6 separate regions of the Homo sapiens genome follow, and regions 1, 2, 3, 4 and 5 are each linked to region 6. A link is a loop called in an ENCODE intact Hi-C map of the cell type or tissue named here. Cell type or tissue: chondrocyte. All regions are shown on one strand. Region 1 overlaps DNM3 (dynamin 3). Region 2 overlaps DNM3 (dynamin 3). Region 3 overlaps DNM3 (dynamin 3). Region 4 overlaps DNM3 (dynamin 3). Region 5 overlaps DNM3 (dynamin 3). Region 6 holds the start of DNM3OS (DNM3 opposite strand/antisense RNA).

Region 1 (4,000 bases), 180 kb after region 6:
CACTATTCCTTCTGAATTCAGGACTGTCCCAGTCATAACTGATGTTTTTAGGTCGGCTTTGCAGATTGAAACCACTTTACAATGAAGTCCTTTTGAAACTTCAGAAATTCCTCTTGGACAAACTCTGAAAGTGAATTTTTCTCTGTGTCAAATAACAGGAGAAAAAGTCTCTGCGTTATTGTAGGAGAAGAAGAGGAATAGCCACAGACCTGCATACATATTTATTAAAGTGCTGATGACCCCTCATATGCATTTTTTCAGCAGTCTAATAATACAAGACTTAAAATGCTTGGTACTTAGCCCCCAACACATAACTTTGTTCTTAGCATTTTCAGCAAAACTTAGAAGAGCTACATGGCCAATTCTGAAGAGTCTTAGTTTTTCTTCAATGAAGTGCTTTCAGGGATCTAAACATAAATTGCTGCCACACAGAGTAGTGAAGGGAATTATAAAGCATTTACATTTCACCATTCATGACTGTTACGCCTCTCTCAGAATAGACAGTTGGGAAATGATTGAATGAAACAAGAAATGGCCAAGCCACACCACGTCCTCCGCTTGTGTGTTTCTTGTATTTAAGGATTAAGGCCTCCTACCCTGTGACATCATTGTTGCCACTACAAACAGAACCATCTGCCATCGAGTGGGGAAGCCAGTCATTCCCTAATGTGCAAAAATACTTGGTTGAACTCCTGAAACTTATTTGGTAGATCAAAAGCTGCACTGCTGTGGAATGCAATAAACTCCATCTGTTTGAAGTATTTTCAGCAATATTGCACTACTTGGGAGAACCAGGGTCCCATTATTCTCTAAAATAAGACTTTTATTCCCGGTAAAATTCCCAGTGGGGATCTTTATTGCCTTATTGAACAGTTGGCATCATTTTTAAAAAGGACTCTTTTTTTCCCTTCATTCGTTCTTATGCCATTATTTATGTCTCAGATAAGCCAGGGTGTTAACGGTTATATCACGGCAACTCACAATGCCAAGAAACTTCTCTTCACTATTTTATCAGTGTCTTTAAATTTATGTTTTCTTTATTAAATATGATGGTCCCTGGATTAGGCATTTCCCTAGAGTCACGAATTGGCATTGTTTTCCAGAAAACACACTCTCCTGGGATCATTACCTTTCCGCTCTCCAGAAAATATCTGTATATATTATTTCCCCCTTCACATCCTCAACTTAAAACTAAATGCCAAATCTACAGCCAGACCTGTGACTCCGCCCTGTTCTAGGTCTCCACAGATGCACACACTTTACTCACAGCTCTCTTCCACCCTGTGTCTCAGCGAGAAATTCCTTCTGGGCCCCTTGTGAGAAGAGTTCAGATCTGTTCCCGGCCCATATCCCATCACGTCTCCCCCACAGGATCTGACCTTGTGAGGACTTGGGCTGCCCCGGGAGTAATGAATCACCGTCTTATTTTTTTAGGCCATATGTGAGTTAAATTGTTTGATATAAATCATACTCTTGCAGCTCAGGGTTGAAACAGGAGAGCCATTTGCCCTGCCGCCTGCTGCTGGCGGTTCTGTGTCTTTACCCAGAGTGTCGCTTTTAGAAATGACTACATTTTTGTGACTAACCTTTCCAGACCCATTTCTTGAGTGTGGACTCATGTTTGTTTTGGCAGCATCCCCACTATACAGTCCTTGCTTCCCATGCCAACCTAAGGCAAAACTCATAATTTACAAAATAAAGGAATGGTCCAGATGGAGGTCGTAACTTGGTCTGCTTACCCTGTCTCCCTAGAACCACCCACTCCTTTCCTCTGCTCTCTTTTCCTTCTTTTTTTTTTTTTCCACCTTCTTTGAAACCAAGGATGCAGTGTTTGTTTAAAAATGCACTGGCTGATGAAATTTTCCACTGCTTGGCATGTTGGAGGAGGAGCTGTCAGGAAAGGGCAAGCCGGCACACAAAATGCTCTGCCTTTCACGCTAACAGTTCACTTATTACTGATTCAAACCAATTCTTTCTGGCCACGTTCCCATACCCCAGGTATTCCAAATAGAAAGAAAGGGGGCAACTGTTCTAAGTTTCTGCTGTTATAAATGTATGATTTCATGTAACCTATGTGGATTCTTTGACTTGTCCATGAGCTCTGGATGCTGTATGTGTATGTATGAGATGTCAGTGAATAGTTAAATCATTTGTTTTGATTTCACTCTAGCAAGAAAAACCTCATTTTATTTTTTTTAATATCCAGAGAAAGTAGAAGAAAAAACCCTCATAATTTTAAAATAAATTTCTGTTTAACATATTTCTCTTTCTTTTCCTTGCGGCTACATGCATAGGGGAACAACAAAGTAAGTTATTTGTCCTCTTGCAGCTCTTCTGTCCCCCCAGCCCCTGCTCCGCTCCTGCATGTCTTGACAAGAGTGTTCCTGTGCATGCTGGAATGACTGTCATCTGTTACAGTGCACGAATTATATGGGGTGTGCAAATTTGGGGGAAAATGTGCATTTGCACTACCATAATGGCTGTTCCGTTTTGACTTTTGGGAAGGGAAACATTCTATCCTTCAGGGTCTAATGGCTAGTTCAGAGAGGTTGACATTATAAGGAAAGAGCTCCCACACTAAAAGAAAAGATTTTGAAGATTTAATAATGAGGACCCTTCTGCAGAAGGGGTACAGCAATAGGATGGAATTCAGTGCAGCTGAAGTTTTTGACTAAAAATCAAACCTCTTATGTTAATGTGCAGTTACAAAAACCCCAAACTGGAGTCTTAAATAGCAGTATGGCTGGCTTTGTTGACGAAACTGAACTAGATCAGTGTTCTGGCTTTGAAGGTGCCTTAAAATGGATGGAGGAGGGTGGGGTCAACATTTCACTTGGCTTCTGTGCCCTTGATGTCTTCCAGCTGGATGGAAGCAGAAGGGTGTGGGGAATGCAGGGGGTGGCCAAAATGTGTATGATAGCTTTGTGAAACCAGGCAACACACAGGAATGGTGGAAATTATTTTAATGTTGTTGTTATAATAGATCAATGAGCAATTTAATAGTTCATGGGGTTGCTAGTTTGTTTAAATTTTAATTCAACTTTTCCAAAAGATTAGAACTATTTCTCACTTATATTAGAAATGTAATAGTAATGTAGTTTGAGAAGATGGTCTTACGTTTAGTTGGGCGATTTGTTTTCTTATTTTTTCTATGGAGATACATTAGTGCTTCACCCTACCAGGTGGCCCACTTAAAACGGGCCTCATTGAATACAATAAGAATTGAAAAGAATCTGTTATATAAGAGTTGGCCGGCATATTCAAACCAGCTGGAATTCGTCAAAATTTCTGTTCATAAGCCATACATATAGAATGTAAAACAAATGTGGGAAATCTTTTGCAGTTTAATCTGATGGAATGTGCTATTATGGAATAAGTTGACATACATGGTTGGTATTGAAAATGTGTCACTTTATAAATTTATATCTTGATATAACTGCTTATAACCCAAGTAATAATATATAATAAAGTATTACCAGAAAAGCACAAGACAGGCATTTGTGAAGGAGTAAAGAGGTGAACTCAGTCGACTTATAGTATGATTTTTAAAAACAGCAGGTAACTTTTGAAATTGATTAAAGATTTCTTCCACAAAGTAATGGCTAATATTTATAACTAATTCCACCACTCTTTGAAAAGACATTTGGAAAAAATATAAAAACCAATATTTTTAGTTCTTATACCATAAAATATACTTCAATTATTGAATAGTACGTATGTCGAATCCTGGTCACTTGCATTGCACTGAGTCTCTGTATGAAATTTCTTGTACTGCATTTCTTATTTGCAAGCAAAACAAAACAAAACAAAACTTTAAAAAGTACCCTGGACTAATTGTGAGTGTGCTAACAGGGAGCCTGTGCATGCTGAAGACCAGGGAGCCAGCTGCTGACATTTTGGGGGAGGTGCTAACTCTCAGACCACTCAAGAAGCATTTAGGATTTGTCTCTTTCACTAGTGGATTCACCGATGAGTTAAGAACATTTGTAAAATTCACTCC
Region 2 (4,000 bases), 200 kb after region 6:
CTTCAGCCATCTAATTTTCAACAAAGCTGATAAAAGCATTGGGGAAAGGACTCCCTATTCCCTAACTGGACCTAGGATAACTGGCTAGCTATATGCAGAAGATTGAAATTGGGCCCCTTCTTTCACCATAAACGAAAATTAACTCAAGATGGATTAAAGACCTAAATGTAAAATCTATAAGTATAAAAACCCTGGAAGATAACTTAGGCGATACCATTCTGGACATAGGAATTTGCAAATATTTCCTGACGAAGACGCCAAAAGCAATTGCAATAAAACCAAACCAGTGTCTATAAGGAACTTCTTAAACAAATTTACAAGCAAAAACCAAACAATCCCATTAAAAAGTACACAAAGGACACACACAGACACTTCTCAAAAGAAGATACATCCAGCCAATAAGCATATGAAAAAATGTTCAACATCACTAATCATTAGAGAAGAGAAATTCAAATCAAAACCAAAATGAGATAGCATCTCATACCAGTCAGTATGGCTACTATTAAAAAAATAAAAAAATAGCAGATGGTGGCGAGGTTGCAGAGAAAAGGGAATGTTCATACACTGATGGTGGGAATGTAAATTAGTTCAACCATTGTGGAAAGCAGTGTGGCGTTTCCTCAAAGAATAAAAACAGAATTACAATTTGACCCAGCAATTCCATTATTGGTTACAGGCCCAAAGGAATATAAATTGTTCTACCATAAGGACACATGCATGCATATGTTCCTTGCAGCACTATTCATGATAGCAAAGATATGGAATTAACCTAAATGCTCATCAGTGGTAGACTAGATAAAGAAAATGTAGTATATATACACCATAAAATACTCTGCGGCCATTAAAAAGAACAAGATTATGTCCTTTGCAGCAACATGGATGAAGCTAGAGACCATTATCGTTAGCAAATGAACACAGGAACAGAAAACCAAATATTACATGTTTTCATTTATAAGTGAGAGTCAAATAATGAGAACAAGTGACCCAAGGAGAGAAACAACAGACACTGGGGCCTATTTGAGGGTGGAGAGTGGGAGGAGAGAAAGGATCAGAAAAATACCTATTGTTGGTACACCAAACCCCCATGACATGAGCTTACCTATGTAACAAACTTGCATGTGTACCCCTGAACCTAAAATAAAAGTTAAAGGGAAAAAAAAGTAAACATGTTGTAGAAGTCACAATCTATGACAGTCTTGTTCTTTGCCTTCTCCATTGCTTCTTAGTAATCTGTAAAGCTATTGTTTCTGATATGAGTCAGTTTCTTTGTCCTTCCCTTTTACATTTCCTCTTTTTTTCTTACCTTTTTTGAGGGATCCTAAGAGAGCGTTTTAGAATGGGGAATTCTTAAAGAAACCTGCAAAATATATTTTCTCCATTATGTTAAACTCCATAGCAATAAACTTGGTTTAATGCGGTCAGTTTTATCACAGATCAGGCCTCCCTAAGGCGAAGGAGCTAAGCCAGTAATTTGGGAAGGCTTTGAAGCCACATGTGCATGTATACATTAACCTCTAAGACTAACCATAATTTCAATTAACATAAAATAATCTAAAGACATGCTGATTAGACACCGTGTGGCTTTAACAAAGCATTCTGGGCAGGGGGTTGGGGAATAGAGAAGCTTTAACTATTCCTAGCACCAGCAAGCAGGGCTTTCTTTAATCATTTATAACATATTTTCTCAACCTTTTTTTCTTGCGATGTTCTTAGAGACTAAAAACAACAAAATTCCAAAAGCTTTTACTAATTAAAAAGAGAGGAACTGAAACTGTTATAGATTATGTCAGTGAAATCCACTTTAAAAAAAAAAAGTAAAATTCCAGCTGTCCTTTAAAGTATATGATTTACACCATATTCCAGTAAATTGATGCAGGCCGATAACTTTTCATTCATTTCTCTTGTGTGTCTTGTGGGGCATACTTAGAGCAGTCAGTTCTCCTAGGGACAAAGCAGGAAGACTAACTCGAGCCCATGTTGCTTTTTATGATATGTGGTTTTGAGTTTCAGAGGAGTCGAGTGCAGTGTGAATCATAGAAGCAGCCAGCTGAAAAATCCTCAACCCTATAACAAAAAGCAGATTTTTTCCCATATTTCTTCCAAGTTTTTATTTCACATGCAAGTCTGAGATACAAAATATTCTGTAAAATTTTAAGGAAGCCACAGTAGTTCTTACTGTTTGGGGATTTCCCGGAGAGAATAATCGTGTTCAGAATGGTCCTTTTTTTTGCCAAAAGGTTTATTATGTGAACTGAACGGCTCAACCAAACAGATAACACCATCTCCATTTTATTTTTACATGTTATTTACTGGGGTTTCCCTGAAGAAAGCTTAAGAATTCTTTCCCCATGAGTCACTGACCAAGTAATTGTTTTTTTAAAATATAAACTTTCCTTCAGCTGGTCAATTTGGAACGCAGTCTTCTCATCTTCTGTTCACTTCAGGGCTGCTTTGCCTTCATCTGTAAATGATCACGTCTACAGCCAAATTGAGCAGCTCGAATGTAGCCAATTTCTTTCCATTGAGCACTCAAGTTTGAAAAATCAACAGCCCGGCCAGGCAAGATTCAGAGGACTTCATCCTCTGAAAGTGACTTACATAATTATATTTTCATTGCGTTGGCAAAAAATGCCTCTCATTGGTTTAATTTCTGCTGGAATTAATGGGATGAGGAATTGCAACCATATTTTGCCAAGAATTGTGAGTGGTTGCTCTGCCCAGGTTATGTTACCCTTTTACTGTTGTGAGTGGGTTAGAAGGTATTGTCTTCTATTCTCGTCTTCTTATTGAACTAGAGGCTGTAATTATTTCCCTTGGTAGTGGCTGAACTTTCTCTTTAAATATTGACACCTTCACAAATGTGTTAAAACAAGCGTTAAAGTTGGCTTTTTCCCCACGAAAATGGCCCTATAATTGCAATCTTCTATTCTGAAGGAGAAATGTTGTTTTACAGAATATTTCTGAACCCCTTCCCACCCACTTTCCCAGTGGCTATAAGAAGCCTGCTGTTGCCAACTGAGTGGTCTAGAGTCCCTGCTAATTACCTCCTTCCACAGCTTTTGATTTGGAGCCGAACTGATGGCGCCAGCGGCTGAACCACAGTCAGATCTACAGGCCTCTGATTTGCCAAATGGAATCTATGCAGTTTGTTTCCTTTCTCACAGTGTTTTATGATGAGACTCAGCTCAAACTCGAAATAGACGAGGAATCACTTCAAAATATTAATGGTTGATTTGAATTTTGAAGAAAAATAGCCATCAGAATTCTATATTCCATTACCAACATACATGTATATGTGTACATGTGCTCACAAAAAAAATCACAAAATGTGTTTTTCTAAAGAAGCATTCTATTAATTGTATTCCATTAAGCATACTAGTACCAAAAGCTTTCAGAATACTTCATATTTTATAGCCTTATAAAAGTTTTATTCTATCTGTTGATCATTAATATGTAGGGTCTCATGTCCACATCAGATGTGCCTAGAGTTTTTCTCTAAACTGGCATTCTTTTAAAATATAGCTTGGAAAAGAAAACATAATTATAATCATAGAGGGAATAAGAATTGTCTTTCTCGAAAGTTCAGAGGCATTAGCCTGAAACCCTAACAGTTAGTTGAGAGTTTCTGTTTCTCATTTCATAGAAAGGAATTAAACAAAAAGCTTTAGTTTCATCACAGTTAAAAATATTTAGTTCTCAAAACATATTTTCTCAGCTGTGTCTTGCTTTCTTATTTGAGGTTTCTTCAGAAAGGGAAACTGATTATATTAGAGACAATAATGTTGGAAGACAAAACAGTTCTCAGCCAAGTGAGAATGAAGGGCTTCCTAAGTGAACTACTCCCTTCTCTCCTTATTAATTTGGCTCCAAAGTCAAGCACATCAAAATGGAAAGTAGTTCTCATTCTTTTTATTGATGTGAAGTCAAAAATTCTGCATAATTTTAAAGAGCAGATAATCTAAATCACACATACATATACATACATACACATATGCACACA
Region 3 (4,000 bases), 130 kb after region 6:
CTACAATCTGGAAAATATTTGGATTTTTTGGCATGCTGCATGTCTGCTTCTTTATAGTGCCTTCTTTCAAATACCTGAATCATAAATGAAGAAAAAAAAACTTGAGAAAGATACAGTTGTTGACATTTCAACCTTCTTGCTCTTTTCAAAACCACCTTACCTGCTAACTTCTGTTGCCTCTCCCCACCAGAGATGATTATTAATTTTTTCTTTCACATGGCTCAACTGGTCTGACACTCTTGGAAAACAAATATTTGTTTCCAGCCCATGGAAACACACATAGTGTACTCAAGCCAGAAGTTCTGAGAAAGCACACTGTCAGGTGCTGCTACTCCTTTGGAGAACCTGGCTCCCATGAAAACATCTGAAATATAGTTCCGTAACATCATCTATTATTAAAAGATAATTTTTATTGCCTTGAAATTTCTCCTTGAAGAGTATTTCCTTACTGAAGTGTTTTATGTTTAACTTGTCAAAAATTAAGGAAGGCATGAAAGTTGCCTTATGGAACTGAAGGACTCGCATTCTGCGTTGTCTTTCCAGAGGACTGAATTAGTAATGTGTAAAAGTGGCTCAGAAAAAGATATCAGCATATCATCAGGAAGAGGTTTTTAATACTCTTAAGATTTTATGTATTACATATATAGTATATATTTTTAGTATAGCTTTTTAAAAATAGAATGGGCAACTTGTGAGTTAGCAAGCCTCCCCCCATTTCCAGAGCACTTTAGCAGAAGCTAGATAACAACTTATTGGTAGGGTGTCCTAATTTATCATCACTCTTGAGAGTAAAAGGGGACAGTATTAATAATTAGTGTGGGACAGCACTTGGCAATAAACTGGGACTGTCTGGGCAAAAAGAAACAAATGGTAAATCCTACCTGTGAATGATGTCATAGAAGAGAGTCCTGCCTGATGGGGGAATTTGGCTTAGGTGACCCCTATAGTATATACTCACTTGACTATTTTCTGCACTACCATTTCCTCATAACTTTTTCCGATAACTTATTTTGCTAATATTCTCTAAACAGGAAGAAGTTTGAAATGCATTATTAAGGATTAGATTTTAAATTATGTTTAGGAAGATTTATGTGTAAATTGTGTTATAATTCTTTTAAATCCTGTAACACAAATTAGCTTGTAATAATCACAGAAAAAAAATCTTAATGTGTGTGTGTGTGTGTGTGTGTGTGTGTATAGGACTATGTTCCAGCTGGCCTTATTGAGTGAGTGTTCTTGTTAATTATAAACCAGTCTTGAGTGTGATACCACTGTTTATTATTGATACCTTCAACCTGCTTCTGAGATTCTTCTTATGAGTTAGAGTATCCCCAGAATCCTAAATGGGGAACCTCACTTCCATATTCGATAAGCTGATGTCAATTACAATAAAGAGTATGAGAATTATAAGTTAGACAAAAGGCAAGATAGTTCCTTTGAGAGGAAAGCATGCCTTACAACTCTATGAGTTGTTTGGAAAGTTAAGTATTTGTGACAATAATGAATGAATAAGTACATATTTAAGCTTTCAAATAGCCATTGACAAAAATCTGAATCATGGTGGAATTCAAAAAAAGTTCATTATGTTTTCTTTAAAAAAATATGTGGCTAGAAAACTGTCTCTGAGAAAGATTAAGGGTAGAAATTATTCAACCTATAAGTGCTTTATTGAGCATCTGTTATGTATTAGGCTCTGAGGTAGGAGCTAATGGGTACAAAAATGGTCCTTGTCCTCTGCATTCATGACTCTAGTAGTGTATTGGAAAGAGATGGATATTTCTGTTAATGATATAGTATAACAAATGAGATTTCTCATGATCCTAATTTTCTAGATTTCTAGGACTCTAACCAGCCTTAACGTTTGTATAAGTAATCAGAAATACTTTGCAAAAACTCATATTTTGCAGATCAGGCTCACTTGGGTAGTGAAAAGACAATCTTTAGAGGATTTCACAGCGTTTTAGTAGTGAGCAGGAAAATGGCAGACTAATTGAAATGTGGAAAAACCTGAGGTGTCATGTAAATTTAGAGGAAAATGGTCCAAACTGTAGTCATAGATTCTTGGAGTCTGATCAAAGGCAGTGAGTGTAGGAGTCTCTGTAGACTAGTTCTGAAAGTATCTATGCAATGTGTTGATGTGGTCAAGTAGACATCATCAAGAATAGAAAACACACTACTGATGTACAAAATTATGGTGTTTTATAACCTAACACATTATATATTAAAAAGTTGCCAGTCAATTGCAAAAAAAGGTGTAATATAACCAGAAAAGATTCTGTAAATAATAATTAAAATAATTGATGAGGTAAGAGAATTATCTTTTATGAAAATAGCGAAAGCATTAGGATTCTTCATTATGAAAAGATGAGATGTGTTTTCAAGTGTTAATGTCATTGAATTATGTGACTGTGATTTTCCCCCAAATTGAAAACTACTAGAATAAGAAGCCTTGAATAAAAAAATATAGGCTGCACTGAAGTTCTGTCAATTATATTCCTAATAGATTACATTAGCCCTGAGAGGTGGTACAGATACTTCCCAAACAATTTATATAAAATTATGACTGCATAAAAAATTAGTCTGTTCCTAAAGGAAAGCATCTCTGAAAGCATCTCTCAGCTCAGAGATTCATTGCAAGGAAAACCTCTCTGCCTTTCCTGATGTTTTCTGTTATATAAATACAGTTGAAGTGAACACTTGGTTTGACCCATAATTCTACTTTTTTTGTATTCTGTTCAAGGTACAAGAGAATCAAAATGACAAAGCACTTATGAAGAATGCGCCAGTCTATTTTCCTTAGGTGTATAAATAGCTATGGTTTTTTTTCTGCCCAAAGTCAATATTTCAAGTATTTTCTTACTTTACTAATGCTGTCACAACTCATCATTTATAGCCCCTTCAAAGGGCCATTAGTGTTTCACAATATGTAATGCAGGGGTGCCCAATCTTTTGGTTTCCCTGGCCACATTGGAAGAAGAATTGTCTTGGGCCACACATAAAATACACTAAAACTAACAATAGCTGATGAGCTAAAAAAAATTGCAAGAAAACCTCACAATGTTTTAAGAAAGTTTACGAATTCATGTTGGACCACATCCAAAGCCATCCTGGGCCTCATGCAGCCGTGGGCCACAGGTTGGACAAGTTTGAATTGTAACAAATGTAGTCACCTTCAGGGAAGCACTCACTATACATTTTTTGCCATGCCACTGGGGAGAAGGCAAGTGTGTGATTCACTAGCCCTTTAGCTCATAAACATCCCTGCTGTGTCCTGCCTTCAGTTAAAAATCAGGAATATCAGCATGTGACTTGTTGCATAAGTATACAAACTCAGCCAGTGTCTCATTGTACCATTTACTTCACTGCCTCTAAAGTTCTGTGGCATTTCCATAACAAACCCCAGCACATGCTGACTAGAGAAGAACCCCAGCAGACCACAGTGATTGACTTAATTTGGAGGTTAAAATGTTCTTTCTCTGGTAGTTTCTATTATCACTGCGACTTTTCCCGGGACACAAGATCAGTCTCCCCATGCTTAACCCAGAGGAGTTAGGCCAGTTTTCTGTTGCTGAAATTCACTTTGCTTATTTTCACTAGCAAACTGGTTTCATAAGCATAATCTTGCCAGACTGTATGTCATTTTTCTCCCTTTATTGTAGGAAATGATTGAGTGTGTGTGTTGAGGAAACGATTGATGCTTTGCCACCTTTGGAGGGAGCAATTATTTTGTGAGAAAGCTTGAGAATAATTAATTTATGTTGGATTGAAAAATAATTGGAAGCATTTTTCAGTTCCTTTTAATACACAGATTCTTATAGTAAAAGCATATTCATTTGAAATACACAAACTTTAGAAAACTATTTAATTGAGTAGATTTGGATAGTGGACTATTGTACCCCAAAAAGGGTCTCTTATGTCTATACATTTGCACAGAATACTAGTGTATGGGTGTTTGCACTTGAATAATTCCCAAATTGGCACAAATTAATTAGCAAATGCA
Region 4 (4,000 bases), 220 kb after region 6:
ATAACGAGGAAACATCAAATTGAAGGACACTGTACAAAATAACTGGTCAATACTGTACAAAATTATTAGGGTCATAAAAGATGAAAAAAGACTGAGGTATTGCTCCAAATTAAAGGAGACTAAAGAGGCATAACTAAATGTAATACATGATTGAGGATTAGATCCTGGGTCATAGTATTACAATGTCAATTTCCTTATCTTGATCATTGTTGTGTAGTTTTGTAAGATACTAACATTCGAAGAATCTGGGTGAAGGATGTACAGGAATTCTTTGTATTAATTTTCAACCTTTTAATAAGACAAATTATTTCAAGATGAAAATTATTTTACAAATCAAAGATAGTGTTAATGATAGCTTCCTTAGACCTCTCCATCCTCCCATATTCTAAGAAAGGCCATTTATATGTTACCTCCAGTTCTGTCCACAGACATCAATGCATGGCTTCAGGAAAAGTGGGCCAAGTGCAATGCTGAACAGGAAGGAAACAGTTTGAGTCTGAAGCACAAGGTTCCTACTGTGCTGAATCAGTGTGGTAGAGGCTATTAAAATGCCATCTTTTCCTACCTCCCACTCCTCTCCTTCTTCTGCCTTCATACCCTACATCCCAGACCGCTTTTAATCCTATTGGGAGGGTATACAGAGAGAAATAAAGAAAAAATAATAATGAATGGCTGTGTTCTTTGGCACATGAATAGCAGTTTCCCTTTCGGGACTTCAAGAATAAAAAATGAGAGGCTTTAAATCTTGCTAACTTGTGCAAGAATGTGCGCGTGTGTATATGTGTGTGTGCGTAGGTAAAAATGTAAATGACCACTATGGAAAGAACAATGCTAGCTTTTAAAATCTACTAAAGTAAAAGAAATAATTATTCCTGAATAAGGTATGTCAAACACCAGTGGGAAGAAAGAAGAGCGGGTTATTTTGTTTAGAGCTGGATGAATTAGGAAAATCCCTTTTTACAGCTAACTCAGAGATGAGCTGTTGTTGCCAAGATGTGGTTTATCAAACATCTAGGCTATCTCACAGGATGTGAGTTGGTTTAGCTTTGTAAAATAGCTCTATTTTTATTTTAGCCAAATCTCTACAAGACTCTCAGTCAGCTCCCTCCCCCACCAGAATGAAACAGCAACAACAGCAGTGAAACCTGACTGAAACAGCAGAGTAAATGTTGGCCAGAAGCCTGCTGTGATCCAGCCTGGCTTTTAGAAGGAGTCTCTCTCAGTTTGATTCATTGCTTCTCACAAGCCAGCTCCAGACTGCTTTTCTTGAGATAAAATAAGTTGTAGAAGTATAAAGGGAATGTTGCCACTGGTAATTCTTTTTACTTAAGATAATAAAAAGCACATAAAATTTCCATGCTCATATTTGACTCCTTTCCGGGTCTCCCTTCCTGATTCTAACACACTGTGGAAATGGTGCAAGGAAAAAAAAGCCACAGACAGAGTAGTCGGTATGATTTCAGACCACATGACTCATTACTTGTGCTTCTTTCTGGAGCAGTCTGTTTTCTGTGAGCTGGCTTCACTCTGGTTAATCACTTAGCATGGTGAGATTTCACCTGGTTGCCCCTCTGGTGGCTCAGACGGGGCCTGGGGCATCACTGAATTTATACTGAAAATCAGATGGGCATCTGAACAACTCCCACAAAACACACACACACACACACACACACACACACACACACATTTAATCAGCATCAAGTAGTGCAGTTTCCTTTCTAAGTGATGGGAGCTGCTGGCTGTTGTTTTTGGCTTGAGGCCGCATAGACCAGCCAGCCGTTGTGTAAGCATGGTCTGTCTGAATTGCTTTGGGGCTGTCTTCTTAGAAATCTTCTTGCTGTTCATTATTTTGCCAGCAAGCCATAACTATTACTTTTTTTTTAGATTCCTCAATCTATGTTTTCTCTACTGTAAGATAGTAAAATGTAGAGAATCAGGGAGCCCTATAAATCTTGAAGATTTTTTTTGTCTTAATTTCTTTAATTTGAGATTGGCATTTAAAACCATTGTAGAACTTGTGAACTTGCTAAGTTTAAACTACAATTTGGAGTAGGGAGTAATAACCAAACTGTTCTTCTCATGTTGTTTTAAAAGCTTCTGGTGTATATGCCTTTTTATTTTTTACTCATCATACAGTCTATTCAGAAAAATAAAAAAAAAAAAACCTTAAGTAGCTCTTGGCAGAAGGTCAAAACCAGCATTTCAGGGAAGGTATTTAAAAGTCTTTTAAGTGTGGGCTATTTGTATAAGCAATATCTGCACGTTTCTTATGACTGGGAAGGACTATTTTCACAGTCTTTCATGGAAATATTTCTAGACAATTTTCTGCGGCTCTTTTCCCTGAGCTCATTTATTTGCTTTTGCTTCAGAACACAGCATTTTAATGAGCAGTTTTATGAGCCTAACCTGCGTTCTGCAAGCTCCACATGACTGGATTCCTGTTGCACATAACCTTTGCCCTATTTTCCATTAAAACACAAGACTTTCCTATAATCAACTGTATACTATGACCTTGGAGGAAAAAAATGCAACAGATAGTTTAGTCTACTATTTAGTCTACTTTAGCACACTAAAATTGATTTTTTTAAAAAAATTAGTTGTTTCCTTATAATTTTTAAAAGTGTACATATTAGTATTTTCATCACAAATTTATTTTGTAAGATGCCTAATTCAATATTACCATATCCCTCTGGGTAAATAACTCATTTAGCTATCTTTATAATCCACTGAGGGATGTACAAAGGTAAGATGAACCCCAAATCAATTTGGAATTATGAACATTCAAAACAAAATAAAATGCAAAGTTTTCTATCTCCACTTGGTCTTACATATAATAATAGGTGTCAGGAAGTTCCTTCTTATAGCAAAGCTAAATCATCATCTGATGCATTTTGACTCCTCTTTGTGCTTTAATTCAAATGTAAAACAACTATTTTTCACTTTATAGATAGTATCCTACTATTTTTATATAGAATAACTTTCTCTTGTATACCCTGAGACATCCAAATTTGTTTACTTTTACTTCCAGTATTTTAATCCGTTTTCTTAATATCTGCTAAATATTCAAGCTCTCCCTTTCATTTGAGCAGTAGAGCCTCAGGCAAAATGCAGAGCCCCTGCAAGGGTCTAACAAGTGCTAAGAACAATGGAGCTATTGTTGTGTAACACACCCAGCTCCCCTCTGGATCATGCATTCCAGCCATGTTTGCCTTTTAAAACTACACTATGGATTTAAGGTAGTCTGCGGTTGCTTGTAACACCTTTGCTCTTTTTCTGCCCTGCTTACTTTAGCCAATCTGTCCTCATCTTATAATTCTGTTTACATTTTCTTCTTAGGACAAGGAAGGCACTCTTTAAAACAGAGTGCAGTAAGTTTAGGGCAAATGAAAGGAAATCTACTTCACATAGCAGGTTATAAACTTGTGGAACTCATTAGTCCCAAAAGGTGGGACTGGCAGGAAATGTAAATGAATTCAGAAATCTTTTAGCCAGATTTATGAATGAGAGCCACAAATGGCTACTAAGAAAACTGGGGCTATACCTGACTTTTACAACAGAAGTCAGAGAACAGCTTTGAGCTCCCGCACAGGATGACTCTTGAGACTTATTGGGGTGGCTGACCTTGGGTCTGGCCCACTATGGGATTTCCTGAGCATCCTGTGTCCCTTCTGCACTTGTTCTCGTTTCACTGGGTCTCAGAAAGAACCAGTAAGGCTTATGTGGGAGGGGCAACTTTCTTTTTAAAGTAGAGACTAGAAGAAAGCTTCGTAACTTCTCCTTTCCCGTTCAACCATTTGCCTACCTTAGTGCCAATTATGACGGTCAGGGAATGGTGATGTCTGTCTAGTAGAAACTAGCTGAGATCACATTTGAATGTTAAAACATAGATACTTTCTTTTACGCTAAGTCAGACACTTCTTTTTCCTGGGAATTTTCAGGCCTGAGACCATAAATAGCATTTTTATTTCATCCTGTACTCTATCCTCAGTAGAACCTTCAA
Region 5 (4,000 bases), 140 kb before region 6:
AGAAGAGAAATTAAATTGGTGATGGAGGATAGAGATGAGATAAATGCAGGAGAATGGGATAAAGGCAGGAAAAATGAGTGAGAAATGTCCTTGATTTAGGAGAATGAGGATGGGATACAGGGCACCTGTGAGAGTCCTGGCCATAGATTGAAGAGAATTGGATTATTTTTCCATTTTAATCATAGGAAAGGAAGAGGACATGGAGACAGATGAAGTTAGTTGATAAATTGATTAGTGGGGAGATAGCTTTTGATCGTATTGAGTTTATTTATGATGGCTGAATATCTGCCTATCCTGGTAAGTTCTAATGATTGTATAATAAAGACATTATGTTTACACTGCTGCTCAAGGTGCCTAGCAGTGTCACTGACATCTGCTTGTTTTATAGATATTGCTATACCCTGGCTGAACCGTTCACCCTTGAGAGACATTCACATTTCCTGTATGGAAAGCAGAGGAGTTAGTGGTGGTGTTGATTGATTACTTGATCATGAGTTCATTACCCATGAAGACTATAACTGTGCCTTTTATCTTCTGAGCACAGCAGTATTTTAGCATTACCCATCCAGTTTGTCATCTACAATAGAGGGCTGTTCAAAGGCCTCGCTAGGGAGGCAAATGTGTCTGGAAATCCCTTTCACGGTGATTTATTTCACAGCAAATGAATTTCATTTCTAAATCTAGCATGACCAGAGGTCTTCCTAGAGTATAAAACCATCCCAAGAGGAATGTGAGACCTCTGGCTGGGAAAGAGGGCACCATCTTCTCTTGAGATGAAATTCGTGAATTGGGCCAGAATTAACTACTCAGCTGGTGGCAGACTTTTAAATTCATCTTATGGGGGTGTGTCCCTACATACCTCCTTCAGCGTTTGCTTTTTGATATCTCCCTCTTAAATCTGGAAAATGTTAAAAATCCATGGGTGATGTAAACTGATATTCATTGACCTTTGGCAACATTTAGCAGATATCCAATCTGCTGTCTGGTCATAGAGATGGTGGAGGTGCTGCTTAGTTGAGCAGAAGCTTCAAACATCCAGGCATTGTCAACACTCAGAATATAAAGAATATGTTTATAAACTGCAAAAATAAAAACAATTCATGGAGGAAACCTATTTTCCAGGTACTATATCTGTCTCTGCACCTGTTCTTCACCCCAATTAGATTTCCATTTTACCTTAAAATTCTTTGCTTATTTGACCAATTTAACAAATGTAATAGATGCTAATTAATTGCATTGAGCGCCCAAATGCTACTTGATATTTATTGAATCAGTTAATATGTATGAAAAAATCAGATTAAAAAATGACTTCATATGTAGCTTATAGAAGCCATGTTTTGACTTCTTCAGGAATATGTTTTTGAGCTTTTTATAATATGGTTGAGACCCATAAACTCAATTATAAAATAGAAACAAAGACTAAACCTGAAGGGTTTGGAGTCTTTGAAAAATTTGTTTTACAAGTTCTATCCAATTCATTGTTCTTTTAAATTGAGAATTTACTATGCATTGGGCTTGAACAAGACAAACGCTAAGTCATGTTATAATTCAGCTTGTTTGCAAAGAGTAGATCATTTATCTGCATGTTGAGAAATGGGCTTGCCCAAGTATAGAGGAACACTTTCATTTTAAGCTTTAAAAAAGTAAATTGAGTCTTATTTAGATTTGAAAATATGACAACAAACACATTAGCTTTATAGGCTTAAAAAAGCTTTTTATGAAAGTATATATTCTTTGATATGCTGATTTAATTGGGAAAATGATATGATTATAAAATTTACTGTGAAAAAAAGGAAGAATATTTTTAGGACTTGAATGTGAATGTGTGAGTGTAAAATTTGGATTTTTAAAAAGTAAGAACAAAAGAAAAATGTGAAGGCACAATGATAAAGTGAATGTGCTGTTAAAATAGAGCTTGTTATTATCATCAATGTAAAAGGCCTCAACGTGGATTTCTAATGCGTTCATTCCTTTTTTGCCACTGGGGGTCACTGTAAAGACGCTGCTTGAAGAAGTTAAAAATTTCCCTGATGCTCTTTGTGGAGTTTGAATGTAGAAATTTAATGTAGAAAAGAAACACTGTTCATGAAAAAGACTTAAAAAAGTAAGAAGATAATAAATATATTCTCTCTTTTTCTGAATTTAATTGCCAATTAGTAACATGAATCTTCATTTTTTTCAGAAATTCTCTTTATATTAATATATGGATGTTGCATTGCTATTCAAGGTAAAAGTGTTTAATAATGATGACTTTAGTGTTACAGAATAATTGTGCTCTTATGTCTTTCTTATTTCAAAGACATTAAAACACAATTAATAGTTTCCTATGCAATTACATCTTACTCCTGGATTCTGATGTGACCATGAGTTTCTAACATTTCCATTAATGTAATAGCTCTTTTAAAAGTTGTTATAAAAACATATTCTACAAGCCATCCCCAGAATATATAATTAAACTAGATTCATACAGTTATTTTGTTGGCAGTGTAAATAAAATATGACAATGAAAAAAAGCGAAATTCTTCTAAAGTTCTGTAAGAACTCCATTTTTCATTGCTGAGTTTTAGGATCTTCCCCTCCCTCCTCTCCTGCCCCCTCCCCTTCCTCTTTTTCCTCTATTTCTTCCCCCTCCCCTTCTTGCTCTCCAACATTTCTTGAGTGGCTGCCAGGTACCTTGAATACAAGAAAAACTATTTTTTTCCATTGAGATAAGAGTGAAGTAAGGAAGTGTACATGAGGCCTATATGTAGATATCTGGAGAGGTATTTGAATAATTTATTGCCTATTGACATAGATTTTTTCACTGTAAGTGGGGAGCAAGGCTATCAGCTGAGGAAGAACTGGGGTGGGGGTGAGGTAAGGATGATAAGAGAGAAGGGGGTTGTGTAAGACATTTGGGGAGAAATGTATTTTGACCAGCTGCTGTGGAGAAATATGGAAGGAGAAAGTGGGCAGCACTGGGGGACTCTATTGAGGCCATAGTGCATCTGCACCAAGCTTAGTGGTTGTGTAATTCCCAAAACCACTCAGCAGCTGGGAGGTTGAAGAGGCAAATACTTGGGTTGCTTTTAGATCAGGATTTTGCAGGGAGGGTTGAATGGAAGATAAAAGTGGGCAAAAGAGTTGAGGATATTGGCAAAATAATAATTGGAAAGACAGACTGTGAAATACTTGGAAGAAAGTGAAATAAAAAAGAATCTGTATGTTTTGAGGAAGATGAAATGGTTTCAGGGATGGGCTTCTGGACAAGATTGAAGAATAGCAATGTGTTCCTATAAAGAGAAGAAAGAAAAATGGGAGAATAGGAGTTTGTGGTTAAAGAGATGTATATTAGAGTTTATGATTTACAGCTGGAACAAGTCCAGGTTATAAATGTCCAGGATGTGGTCATGGGAGGAAATTGCTAAAATGGCCTGCAGTTGAAAAATTATTGAATAGAAGCAGGCAAGGAACTCAATAGCCAGCGGACTGGATACATCGTCCTCATGCACATTGCTGCTGCTTGGATAATGGCGGAACTAAGGGGAGTGAGGACTAACATGATGATGCTAAAACCTTCAAAAAATGTGTGTGTGTGTTTGTGTTGAAAATGGGTGTTGTAGACATTTGGTAGAAGACAGCAACAAGGGGGAATAGAAGCTGCTTTACCCAGACGATGTCAGGTTCCAAAGCAATGTTTTAATGTGAAGGTGGAAGATTTGGGTTTGGAGAAGCACCAAGGAGTAAGAAAAATTCTTTAATCTCTACTCTTTTCCTCTAACCCTGGGCTCTGTGGAGCATGGGAGAATATACAGTCTCTACCTGAAAGGCATAAAAAAGAGAACTCAGTTTAAATAAAGGCAAGGAAGTGAGAGCTATTGTTTAGACAAGAGTGTGAGTGTGTTGGAGTAATTTGGTGACAATAAAGATGGTTCCAGATGGCACAGTGAAAAGGATTGGCAAATAGGCAGCAAGAGGAGGAAGCAGGCAGCATGTTGGAATGAAAGTACAAGCTGTTCTG
Region 6 (4,000 bases):
TATTTTAAGCCAGGATTTCTGAGTGATGGTCTCTTAGTTATTATTTTGACGTTATTGTGATGGGTGGGCTATTCTCCTTAGAGCAGAGTAAAGTGCATTGTTTATAAAGAGCAGATCCCTTACAGAGTAAGTGAAAGCTTTGGCGTCTCTTTACCGAGCATGGATGCTTGTGGATGAGTGAATTTTTTCACATTACCAAGTTGTACTTTTTATATCTTATAACAGCTTAAGACTTCAACCAAAAAAGTGGGGAGAATTCTTTCGTTAGGATTTTTATGCCTAAACTGTTTCCCACAGAGTGAAATACATGGGTGGTCTGTAGGCGAGAGGTGGGGGTAGATAGTATATTTTGGTCTTTTACAAACATAAACATATTATCTGGGCCGAAAGCCCGAATGCCAAGCAGGAAGGATATTAAGCCTATTGACTAACTACAGGAAAGTGATCAGTGTGAAACTTTGTCCTATAGTAAACAGTCTTTCTTTGATTTTGAGATCTGTGGCCTAAAAGAAAAATGAGTTTGAAAATTTAAGTCCACCGTTTTAGATTGATCCTTTTCCAGTTAAGAAATTGTGGTGTTGAAGCTAAGGCTCTGAACTTCCTTTCTCTTAGATGGTGGAAAAGTCCTTTTAACCCAGTACCTAGTCCAATTTATCAATCATTCACATGCTAAAATGAAAAATAATTATGAAATTTCTATGAAGTGTAGTTTGGACAGACCCTGAAACAATTTTCTCTTCATGACCACATATAATGTTTAATTTTAATACTTACACTTATTACATCCAGGGGTAGTTTTAGTTGAAGATGCTCACTGTTGGTTAGTTTCCTCTGGAATAGATTCCATGATCCCTAAAATATTTGTATATCTCCTTATAAAGTAATATGAAAATAAAATTAAACATTTTTCTAATTTACCTGGATATAGATATGGCTATAATGTATATAAATGTGGGCGTGTGTACCAGCGCATAAACTACAATCCTGCCTTCATTCAGCAGAGCTTTATAAAATGAGCTTTTACCTTTGATCTTTAATTTAGCCCATATAATTGAAAAATAAGTACTATTCGTTTTCATTTGTTAAAACTTTGCCTCGAAAATAAGTCGCTAGAGCCACATCAAGCATGTGCAGGAACTCCTTGGTTATCCTTTTACAAAGTAATTCTTATATTTCTACTCCTGTACTTATGCCAGAGGCACCCTTATGTCCCTTCTATCTCCAGACTAAAAGTCATCCTGAGGGAGAAAATAGGTGAGGGACCCATAGGGATTCATTTCTTTGAAACAAAAAGACCGTTTAACATGAAGAAAGAAATTGAAATTAAATATACATTAAATGAAAGCAAATTTTGAAATGTAATCATTTCTAGAGTAAAAAAAAAAAAAAAACCCAGAAAATTTGAGAAAAACATTACCAAAGTACCTTGTTAGCTATTTTTCCTCTTCAGTAATTGTATCAATTAGAAAAAATATATTTCTTGAAAAAATGAGCTCCTCTAAGTTACTTTTTTTAGTTTTCTTATGTAAAAGAAACTATATAGATTTTTAACATCTCATTTGTTCTACTAAAAATAATTAATATGGAACTCTCCAAGTCACAATAGAAAATGAAAGGATAACTTTACTATATCATCTAAGTGAAAGTAGCTAAATTTCTCCTTGCTGTTTATATTTTAACTAATAATCATGAATATATGAGAATACTTAATGTTTTCTTTATACACATTTTGGGGTGATCAGAAGGGTAATTTTTAAAGTAAGTTGTTTTGACAAAAGAAAACTTAGGGAATCTTTTATAATAAAATATTTTGCTAAAGAGAACTTGAGTCAATTTTTGAATTGTTGCAAAATGTATAACTTAGAAAAGAATTTGTTCAGGAACCACTGTAACTTTAAAGGAGGACAAAAGAGATTATGTTTATTTTTCACAAACCCTGTAGAAGAGATGTTTTCATTATATAGAATTGTTTCGGAATAGAAATTAATGGGGGTTAAGAAAATTAGGGATGAGGCAATAACATTTTTCCAGAACTTTCTTTAAGGGGCCGACCTCTAAAGTTCAGCACAGATCACATTGCAATCCAGACTTGCTCTATTATTTTCTCTATTAGGATTTCATTCAGCTTGAGGGTTTTCTTCCCTCCCACCTTCCTCCCCCTCTCCCACCCTCTTTCACCTCCAGGACAGCTGGAAACTGACCAAAGAAAACTTCTGCCTTCGTTTACAAATTCCTTTTTTATCAGTGGGTTTCTAGACAAAGTGCCTTATTTTAAATGCTCAGAGAAGTGGAAGCATTGTAAGCTATAGGCAAGAGGGCTCAGCTGAGCAGCAATTATTAACCACTCTTTGATTTAAAAAAAATGTAAAACAGATATTTACAGGGGTATCTAAAGATAGAGGTTTTTATTCCCTGATTTACTCAGTTGCTGACTCAATAAGTTGTGGGTCGGTGCTCTTCTCTGGGCAAATCCCATCTGCATTGTCTGGTAGGCAAGACTTGGCAGGTTCTTCTTTTATTGTTAGGTACTATTATTCCTGTTGTTTATATTACAGAAGGAAATCTTCAGAAAAGCACTATCCATATAGCATTTAAAAACCAGCAAGTATTCTTTACTTTGGGGAAAAATGACTTCAGTCCTGGGATGTTAAAAGTTATACATACAGCCTTCATCCATATAAGTTTTTAAATCTTTGAATTATTATTAAACAATTCAAAAGTAGCCTCATTAAACTATTCTTAAGTGTCTGGAATGAGTTTTTTCATATTTCATTTTGAAGTGGGAAAACCTTTAAGAAAACACTTGAATTATCAATCTTCAGAAATAAAAAAAAAAAAAACAGTAAATCGCTATATACCACACACTTTTGCTCTTTTAAAATTAAATACATCTCTACCCATCACACATGTACCTCTGTTTCCCTTGCATGTTAACACAAATCATGGGCTCCCCACCTAGGTTCCCTTGGTCACAGACCAGGTGAGCAGTCAAGAAGGCCTTACCCGCTGGTCTTCCCTTCGGCAGTCTTTTCTCAGCAGTGTCCCCGAGGGCTTCTTGGTCCCTAGTGTGCAAAACCTGTGAAGAAAAACACTGGATATGAGATTCAAAAAAGGAGCAAACAAATGTCTTCTCCTTGGAAACAGCCCATTTTGTCCCCAGCGGTCCATGGCGTTGCTCTCCCTTGCCCAGTCTAACCAATGTGCAGACTACTGTACAACGGCATTGTCCTGAACAGGTAGTCTGAACACTGGGGCGACGGAGCAGGATCTCCAGAAGCTTCCTTCTATGTACTTAAAATCCTCTCCCGGTCCTCAGGAAAAGCCTCCCTTCCTGCACCAGGGGTTGCATTCAGCTTTCCCCCCTGAATTCTGCTGCGCTGACTGAGACACACTCAAGGGCTGTGATTTCCAGTCTTGACGTGGCACATTTGCTGCAGACTGGGGAACTGGCAATGAATTTAGGACCAGGAAAAGGGGGAGGGCTGGGCTGGAGAGTCCATATATGGGATGATGTCACCCTGGGGAGGTTTGGGTATGCGCTGTGCCGCTGGAGAGACCGCTAGAATCGCCTGCTCTCAGACATGGGTCTGTGCATAAAATGGTACCAGATGTTTTAGTGTAACGTTAAGCAGTCATTTCATCTTCAGGCCAGATTTTTTTCCTCAACTGGGCAGGAAGTGGGCCCCAGTATGGAAAAGCTGTAAAAAAAAAAGAGTCAAGATGTACAGTTCGGCTGTGGCCAACTGAAAGTGAGTTAGTGTAGAAGTACAAATTTACTGTCTGACCCAGGCTAGAGAAGTAATTTGAAGATAGAGGGTAGATGAAATAGTAAACAGAAAGTTGAACACTGGAAGGCAGAGCTCATTTGGAAACCTTTTTGAGCTTTCCTGTGGCACTTTATTTTCTGGTATTTCACTCGTCAAAAAGGGCAGATAAGTTTCTGTCTGTCTGTCTGTCTGTCTGTCTCTCTCTCTCTCTCTCTCTCCCCCTCTTCCCCTCT

What was found. Hi-C counts contacts between places; a loop is a spot of excess contacts. Peaks named below come from ENCODE experiments on the same cell type or tissue, not always from the same donor. Only the 100,000 strongest peaks of a DNase experiment are listed, where the experiment ranks them.
Region 1: it touches region 6 in a loop (7-fold over the local background); 7 of 110 quality-filtered maps call a loop at or near these places.
Region 2: a loop joins it to region 6, with 5 times the contacts of the local background. A loop is called at or near these places in 13 of 110 quality-filtered maps.
Region 3: a loop joins it to region 6, with 2.6 times the contacts of the local background. A loop is called at or near these places in 4 of 110 quality-filtered maps.
Region 4: a loop joins it to region 6, with 5 times the contacts of the local background. A loop is called at or near these places in 14 of 110 quality-filtered maps.
Region 5: a loop joins it to region 6, with 4 times the contacts of the local background. A loop is called at or near these places in 9 of 110 quality-filtered maps.

The regions. Positions count from the first base shown.
Region 1 is chr1:172,321,035-172,325,034 of GRCh38, forward strand. It overlaps DNM3 (dynamin 3), which reads left to right. Exons shown (of 21, transcript NM_015569.5): 17 at 2,295-2,306. Among named protein-coding and RNA genes, the nearest start is that of C1orf105, 98 kb to the right of the region's middle. In chondrocyte, CTCF peaks have their summits at 1,533 and 1,734; no DNase peak of the experiment used is centred here.
Region 2 is chr1:172,341,587-172,345,586 of GRCh38, forward strand. All of the region lies in intron 17 of DNM3 (dynamin 3), which reads left to right. Among named protein-coding and RNA genes, the nearest start is that of C1orf105, 77 kb to the right of the region's middle. RefSeq lists an enhancer at 1,078-1,187. In chondrocyte, no CTCF peak of the experiment used is centred here; no DNase peak of the experiment used is centred here.
Region 3 is chr1:172,275,391-172,279,390 of GRCh38, forward strand. All of the region lies in intron 15 of DNM3 (dynamin 3), which reads left to right. Among named protein-coding and RNA genes, the nearest start is that of DNM3OS, 130 kb to the left of the region's middle. RefSeq lists an enhancer at 2,957-3,611. In chondrocyte, no CTCF peak of the experiment used is centred here; no DNase peak of the experiment used is centred here.
Region 4 is chr1:172,357,477-172,361,476 of GRCh38, forward strand. All of the region lies in intron 17 of DNM3 (dynamin 3), which reads left to right. Among named protein-coding and RNA genes, the nearest start is that of C1orf105, 61 kb to the right of the region's middle. RefSeq lists enhancers at 1,338-1,417, 2,898-3,524. In chondrocyte, no CTCF peak of the experiment used is centred here; no DNase peak of the experiment used is centred here.
Region 5 is chr1:172,000,953-172,004,952 of GRCh38, forward strand. All of the region lies in intron 4 of DNM3 (dynamin 3), which reads left to right. Among named protein-coding and RNA genes, the nearest start is that of MIR3120, 140 kb to the right of the region's middle. In chondrocyte, CTCF peaks have their summits at 1,993 (motif pointing right) and 2,203; no DNase peak of the experiment used is centred here.
Region 6 is chr1:172,141,362-172,145,361 of GRCh38, forward strand. The region is part of intron 14 of DNM3 (dynamin 3); the gene reads left to right. DNM3OS (DNM3 opposite strand/antisense RNA) reads right to left here and starts at 3,474. Exons shown (of 4, transcript NR_103486.1): 1 at 3,293-3,474; 2 at 3,004-3,076; 3 at 775-852. MIR199A2 (microRNA 199a-2) reads right to left here and starts at 3,283; the gene lies at 3,174-3,283. In chondrocyte, a CTCF peak has its summit at 2,350; a DNase peak (open chromatin) is centred at 3,390.